Linked DNA regions of Homo sapiens: region 1 is linked to region 2. Evidence: read pairs that join two places in POLR2A ChIA-PET (ENCODE). Cell type or tissue: OCI-LY7. All regions are shown on one strand.

What was found. ChIA-PET counts read pairs that join two places held together with the same protein. Peaks named below come from ENCODE experiments on the same cell type or tissue, not always from the same donor. Only the 100,000 strongest peaks of a DNase experiment are listed, where the experiment ranks them.
Region 1: POLR2A ChIA-PET joins it to region 2 with 5 read pairs; 2 of 35 experiments call an interaction of 5 or more read pairs at or near these places.

The regions. Positions count from the first base shown.
Region 1 is chr9:36,829,283-36,833,282 of GRCh38, reverse strand. PAX5 (paired box 5) reads left to right here. Exons shown (of 10, transcript NM_016734.3): 10 at 1-14. It overlaps LOC105376030 (a long non-coding RNA gene), which reads right to left. Exons shown (of 3, transcript XR_001746662.3): 3 at 3,031-4,000. Among named protein-coding and RNA genes, the nearest start is that of MIR4475, 7.7 kb to the right of the region's middle. In OCI-LY7, no CTCF peak of the experiment used is centred here; no DNase peak of the experiment used is centred here.
Region 2 is chr9:37,067,221-37,071,220 of GRCh38, reverse strand. No RefSeq gene overlaps it. Among named protein-coding and RNA genes, the nearest start is that of PAX5, 35 kb to the right of the region's middle. In OCI-LY7, no CTCF peak of the experiment used is centred here; no DNase peak of the experiment used is centred here; H3K4me3 peaks cover 248 bases; H3K27ac peaks cover 1,147 bases.

The sequences.
Region 1 (4,000 bases), 240 kb after region 2:
TAAGTTCAGAAAAAGAATTTGATCTTGTTTGTTTTTACTAGTTTGAGGATGACCTTTGACAACTTTGACTGTACCGTAGTCATGCATGGATTTGATTGTTTTGTCAAAACAAACCCATGTTGCAGAATTGGGCTGTGCCCTGGGCAGGGGACAGCAGGCACAGAATCCACCCTTGAGATGTCCCCAGGCTTGGCAGGTTGAGTCATGGGTGAGCCACCACTCTGGATTTGACTCCTAGCTGTGATTTAATGTCTACTTCTTCAGTTCCCAAATGGTAATTCCCACCTAATTCATTCATTCAGCACACACTGATTGAGCATCTATTCTGTCCCCAGCACTGGGGACACAGAAGTGAACAGGGCCAACCAGGACTCTGCTATCAGTGGCACAATCATAGCTCACTGCAACCTTGAATTCCTGGGTTCAAGCCACCCTCTTGCCTCAGCCTCTCAAGTAGCTAGGACTACAGGCGTTCACCACCAAGCCCAGCTAGTTTTTAAAATAATTTTTCCCTACTTACAAACTAACATATTATCAGCTAATTTTTTAAAACTTTTTGTAGAAACAGGCTCTCACTATGTTGCCCAGGCTGATTTCAAACTCCTGGCCTTAAGCCTTCCTCCTGCGTCAGCACCCCCAAAGTGCTGGAATTACAGGCATGAGCCACCGCCCCCATCCCATATGTGCTTTTCACTTTGATCCTGTCGAGCCTCCTGGAACCTAAAATGCCTGGATCCAGACAGAACTCAGAAGCCATTCACACCAGGAGACCTCGCCTCTGGGCCCCAAAGCCACAGGCCATATCCAGTCAGACCTCGGAGAGCAAGAGTCCACAATCCTTCTGTCCTGTCCTTAAGCCTTTGGAACTGAAAATTTCAGGTGCAAAGGAGCCCAGAGGTGGCTTTTCATCAGCGGGTAGGGCAGCTGCAGACTTGAGCTCTGCCCCTGCCGGGCGATGTCAGAGTGTGCAAGGGCAGGCAGGGACCGCTGCGCCCGTTGGCACAGTGTGCAACTCAGTAATTGCCAGAGATGGAGTGGGCGAGTGACCGCGTGGGGGCCGTGGACAGCAACTCATTCATATTTAATAAAGCAGCTGCACGGCCTCCATTCATTTCTGCAATGGATGGTGGCGAAGGTGATTCCTGAGGGAGAGAGGGTGAGCCATGGCAGAGTGCTGGCCTGGCTCCTCCCTTCTCAGTGCTCCTGACTTACAGCACAAACTTCAAAGAGAAGTAGGCATGTTTTTTTAACTGAAATCGGACCCCAAACCTATGAACTGGTGAGGCAGGGCAGCTGCTTCGTTTCCTGACACTGTGGCTCTATCCTTGGTTTTCTGGGGACAGAAGCCTCAGACCTGCCCTCCCCAGAAACAGGGCACCAGTCTCTGCAGTAAGCAGGGCATGTGCAGCCCCCACGTGACAGCAGAATGGAGGCAGTGGGCAAGGCCTCCAGGTATGGAGGTGGAAGTACCAACCCTGACAGCCTCAGGCAGCCTCCAGCAGCCCCTCCGCACTCAGGGACAGTGAAAGAGGAGCAGAGACAGAAGAGTGAGATCTGCCATGGGAGGTGTTCCTCGAACTCCCCAGGGAGCCAAGCCCCATGCTGGGTGCTGGGGACGGAAGAAACCCCTGGGGGAGTGAGACTGCTGCAGGGCAGAAAGATCAAGCCTCCTGCAAGCCATGCCTGGGAGTCTCAGCTCTAGGTTTTGATGGTCAGTTTGCTGATATAAGCAGTCTCTTAACTTCTAGAAGCCTTGATTTCTTCAGCTGTGTAATGGGTATAAACCTGATAATACTTACCTCAAGAGTGTTATGAGAAACAAGTGTTATGCATTGTGTAAAAGTTTTTCCAAATGACAAATGGGAGTTTTCCCAGGATGTCTTCTCCACTGTAAGGAAGTCAAAATTTTACACCTCAAGGTCAAATTCTAGTCAGAACCTCCTCTGTGCTGGGTGCAGGAGGAGGATAGAATGCAGAAATGAACCAACCAGGAGCCTGCTCTCTGGGGGCAGGTGATGTGTGTATTTTAATTCTAGGCATCACATGGCCAGTATCACCTACAGCTGGAGGAGGCAAGGAGGTGTGGTCTCAGGAGGGGTTCCTTTCAGTTGTGGGAGGGGTAGCCAGAGAAGGCTTCCTGGAAGAGATGGCTTTTGAGCTGAGCTGTGAAGGGTGGGCAGAATCTTAACAGGAAATTTTAGAGAGGGCAGGAAGGGAAGGCATTCCAGGCACAGGTAACAGTGTGAACAAAGCCCCACAGATGGGAAAATGGGTGTGTTGGGAGGAGATACTGAACCATTTACCTCTGAGTTAACCAGGCACTGTGGCCTTTTCCCCAAGCCTACCTTCTGAGGCTCTGTGGGTGCCACCAGGTCAAAGGTAAGGGGTAGCTTGGGTTCTGGATCAAGGTGAGGGCTAGCCTAGGCTCATGTCATTTCCTAGCAGATGGGGTTCCTCAAGGAGGAGAGGAGGTGGCAAATGCAAGCAGAGGCTGACATCTTCCTTAGGAGGCAGCGAAGGGGAGCGTGTTTCAGATGGGGGTGGGAGCAGATGGATTTCCAGCCCCGCAGATCCAATAGCTGTGGAGCCTCTTGGCCAGCTGTGTGGTGATGTGGGGAAGGGGACCCTTCTGGCCGACTGAGCACTGCTGTGGCCTCCTCAGCACACTGCCTCAATAGCTGTCTCTGGGAGGGACGCATGGCCTGCAAAGCCCCACAGGAGGAGGCCATCACTAGGAAGCACGCTCTGCAGGAGACACAGCTGCTATGATTTTAGACCACTGAGGCCTTTAGCACCCCAGGTGATCTTAGTGATTTATTTATCTACATGTCCTGATTTTTCTTCAGTGCACGTGCATTACACACAATTTGAAGATAATTTTTAAAAGTTGACGTTGCTCTCCTTGCTTGGTCTTCCCAGCAGATCGTGATGGGGGCCTCTGCAAGCTCCACTACAGACCAGCTCTGAGGACGTTTAGCAAAGAACCTGCCTGTGTGAGTCTGTTAGGGTACAGAGCACAGGAACACACACTGGGTGGCCGAAACAATTTATTTTCTCGAAATTCTGGGGCTGGAAGTCCAAGATGAAGGTGTCAGGCAGGGTTGGTTACTTCTCAGCCTTCTCTCTGTGTCTTCACACCTCCTTCCCTCTGGATGCGTCTGTGTCCTAATCTCTTCTTACACAGGCATCAGTCACCCTGGATTAGGGCCCACCCTAAAGACCTCATTTTAACTTCATTACCTCTCAAAGACCCAGTCTCCAAATACAGTCACATTCTAAGGTACTGAGGGTTAGGACTTCAACATATAAATGTGGGGGTGACACAATTTAGTCCATGACACCATTTGAGAAGAAGGAGACCCCCAGATCCTGAGAGCAGTCCCAGCTGGGACCTGCTCTTCACCCATCAACACTACCTCTGCCCGTGCTATGCCACCCCTAACCCCAGTGACACCTGCCCCTGTTTGTCCAAAGCCAGAGGCTTCTGCCCCTCAGATCTGAACTCCCAAATGTGGCCCCCAGGAAGATCCTTACCTCATACCTTCCATCCAAAAAAATTCCTAGTGGAGCCAAGAGTTTCTTTAAAAAGTTTTAAATAGAATGAATGGGGTTATAGATGAATATATTTCAAACTTCCATATGAAATATGACTTTATAAGCTTAAAAAGATGGAAAAGTCTCAAAGGACAAGATTGAAATATTTAATCTTATGATTTTCTTTTTTTAGTTTTATGTATCCAAAAACATTTAACAAAATACAAAGATAAAGAAGTTGGAAAAATCTAAAGAATGTGAAAAGGCATAATGCCTTTAATACATGAAAAATGTGCATGCAATTTTATGAAAAATCCTACCACCCTCAATAGAGACATGGGTAAAGGTATCCACAGAACACTCATAAATGAGCACAATGTTCAATCCGACACTGAAAACACTATTTGACTTCACAAAAATCATTTTTTAAAAACACCTAGTGCTGGCGAGGGCGAGAAGAAATGAA
Region 2 (4,000 bases):
CTGGTAAGAAAGCTCAGTTAGTGAACGGCCGGGCAGGGTGGCTCATACCTGTAATCCCAGCAATTTGGGAGGCCGAGGCAGGAGGATCCCTTGAGCCCAGGAGTTTGAGATCAGCCTGGGCAATATGGCAAATCCTCATCTCTACCAAAAAATACAAAACATTAGCTGGGCCTGCTCATGGGCACTTGTATTCCCATCTACTTGGGTGGCTGAGGCAGGAGAATCACCTGAGCCCAGGAAGTCCAGGCTGCAGTAAGCTATGATCATGCCACTGCACTCCAGCCTGGGCAACAGAGTGAGACCCTGTCTCAAAAATAAAAGAAAGAAGGAAAGAAAACCAGTGCAGGCCAGGCATGGTGGCTCACTTGTGGGAGGCTGAGCCAGGAGGATTGCTTAAGGCCAAGAGATTGAGACTAGCCTCATAAACATAGGGACCATGTCTCTACAAAAAAGTATTCAAACAAATAAATAAATAAATAAATAAATAAAACAAATGCAAAATTGTATCTTAGATAAATGCTATATATGAGAGGCTCTGTGAGAAACTACAATGGAGATATTGACTTATTCAGGAAGGTTAGAGAAGGCTTCTACAAAGTCGGGACATGATATCTGAAGGATAAGTAGGAATAAACTGAAAGAAGCATCAAGGGTAAAGTATTTCAGGCAGAGGAAACAGCAGGTGCAAAGGTCCTGGAGCAAATCAATAGAGACTGAAATGTCACTGGGGCTGGAGACGAGAGTAGAGGGGAGTAGGAGCACTGGAGGGCCTGGCGACATAAGGAGGGGCCAGACTGTGGGGCTTTGAATGCATGCGAGAAATTTTGATTTCTAGCCGAGGAGCGATGGGAAAACAGTGTTAGAACAACAACAAAAGAAATGTACACTCATACACTGTTGGTAGGAGGGTAAATTGATGAAGTCTTTTAGAAGAAGAATTTGGCTGTACTGAATCAAAATACGATTTTGATAAAATGTTAATCAAATGACACAATGACCTTTGACCCAGCAAATCCATTCTAGGAATCTTTCCTAAGTAGACACTACTACATAAGTATAGATAGATATAGATATAGATATATGTACACATGCACAAATATATTCATTGTGGCAATAGTAAAAAAAAAATCAGAAACAAATTAAATGTCCATCAATCAGGAATAGATTAAATAACATGTGGCACAACCATAATGGAAAACTTACATGTTTCTCAATTTATTTGAGACCATTTTTGCTTCAGCTATTTTGAAGTTGTTATTAAAAACATACACTTACATGGATGAATCATTTTTCGTTAAGAAAAGTCCTTCTTTATCTTTGTAATACTGTCTTCTTGACATCTACTTTATCTGATATTAGTATAGTCTCTGCAGCCTTTGTAACTATTTGCATAGTACATTGTTTTTGATCCTTTTACTTTCAACTTGTCTTTACATAAAGTGCATGTCACATAGACAGAATATAGTTCTGCATTTCTTTCTTTCTTTCTTTCTTTCTTTCTTTCTTTCTTTTTTTTTTTTTTTGAGACAGAGTCTCCCTCTGTCGCCTGCCCAGGCTGGAGTGCAGTGGTGCAATCTCGGCTCACTGGAACCTCCAGCTCCCAGGTTCTAGTGATTCTCCTGCCTCAGCCTCCTGTGTAACTGGTACTGCAGGCACCTGCCACCACACCCAGCTAATTTTTGTATTTTTAGTAGAGACGGGGTTTTGCCATGTTGGCCAGGCTGGTCTCGAACTCCTGACCTCAGGTGATCTGCCTGCCTCTGCCTCCCAGAGTGCTGGGATTACAGGTGTTAGCCACTGCACGCAGCTTTTTTTTTTTTTTTTTTTTTTTGAGATGGAGTCTCACTCTGTCGCCAGGCTGGAGTGCAGTGGCGCAGTCTTGGCTCACTGCAACCTCTGCCTCCCGGGTTCAAGCAATTCTCCTATCTCAGCCTCCCAAGTGGCTGGGAGTACAGACATGTGCCACCACACCCAGCTAATTTTTGTATTTTCAGTAGAGTTGGGGTTTCACCATTTTGGCCAGGATGGTCTCGATCTCTTGGCCTTGTGATCTGCCCGCCTCAGCCTCCCAAAGTGCTGCGCTTACAGGCGTGAGCCACCGCGCCCAGCTATTTTTTTTTTTTTTTAAAGAGACAGGGTCTTGTCCATTGCCTAGACTGGAGTGCAGTTGCAAAATCATAACTCACTGTAACCTTTAACTCCTGGGCTCAAGCAGTCCTCTTACCTCAGCGTCCCGAGTAGCTGGGACTACAGGCATACCCCACCACCCCCAGCTAATTTTTAAATTTTCTGTAGAGACTAGGTCTTGCTAGGTTGCCCACACTAGTCTTAAACTTCTGGCGTCAAGTGATCCCCCACTTCCTTAGCCTCCCTAAGCGCTGGGATTACAGGCAGGAACCACGGAGCCCTGCCCCATTAATCATTTAAAAGTGTACAGTTCAGCAGCATTTAGTGCATTCACTATGTTGCATTAAGTTGGCGCAAAGTAGTTGCCATTAAAAGTAATTAAAAGTTTTGACAAAAACCGCAGTTACTTTTGCACCAACCTAATACAACCACCACCACCTCTCTCTGGTTTCAAAACTTTTTCATCACCCCCAGAAGAATATTCTATAGGCTTTAAGTAATAACTCCCCATCTCCCCTTCCTCATTCTCTGACAACCAGGAGTCTGCTTTCTGTCTCAAGGGATTTGCCTATTCAAGGTACGTCGTGTATAAGGAATCATACAATATGTAACTTTTTGTGTCTGGCTCCTTTTACGTAACACAAAAATGTTTGAGGTTCATCCAAGTTGTAGCGTGTATCAGTGCTTCATTCTTTTTCTGGGGGCGGGGTGGCAGGGGACAGGTCTGACTCTGTCGCCCAGGCCGGAGTGCAGTGGCATGACCTCAGCTCACTGCAACCTCCGTTTAATTCCTGGTTTAAGTGATTCTCCTGCCTCAGCCTCCCCAGTAGCTGGGATCACAAGCAGGCGCCACCATGCCTGGCTAAGTTTTGTATTTTTAATAGAGATGGGGTGTCACCATGTTGGCCAGGCTGGTCTTGAACTCCTGGCCTCAGGTGATCCACCTGCCTTGGCATCCCAAAGTGCTGGGATTACAGGCAAGAGCCACCATGCCTGGCCTCACTACCCATTTGCAAATTGTTTGTATTTTTGTTTCAAATTGTAAGCATTCTTTATATATTCTGGACACTAAACCCTTATGAGATAAGGTTTGTAAATATTCCCTCCCATTCTGTAGGTTGCCTTTTCACTTTATTGATAATATCCTTTAATTTGCAAAAGTTTTAATTTTTGTGAAATCTAATTGATCTATTTTTTCTTTTGTTGCTTGTGCTTTGGGGTCTTTTAAGAATCCATTGCCAAATCCAAACTCATAAAGATTTACCCCTATGTTTTCTTCTAATGTAGTTTTATACTTTCAGCTCTGGTATTTAGGTCATTGATCCATTTCAAGTTACTCTTTGTATATGAAGTGAGGTAGGGATCCAACTTCATTCTTTGGCATGTAGTTTTCCAGTTCTCCCAGCACTATTTTGAAGAGACTGTTTATTCCCCCATTGAATGTTCTTGGCACGCTTGTTGAAAATCAGGTGACCATAGGTGTTTGGGTTCATTTCTGGACTCTCAACTTTATTCTGTTGGTCTATATGTCCATCCTTATGATGGTATCACACTGCTTTGATTACTGTAGTTTTGTAGTAAACCCTGTCTCTACTAAAATGCAAAAAATTAGCCAGGAGCAGCAATGTGCACCTGTAGTTCCAGCTACTCAGGAGGCTGAGGCAGGAGAATTGCTTGAACCCGGGAGGCAGAGGTTGCAGTGAGCTAAGATCACGCCACTGCACTCCAGCCTGGGTGACAGAGCAAGACTCCATCTCTTAAAAAAAGAAAGAAAGAAAGAAATCAGAAAGTGGGAGTTCTCCAACTTTGTTTCTCTTTTTCAACATTGTTTTGGCTATTTGGGGCCCCACGCAATTTCCTATAAATTTCAGGA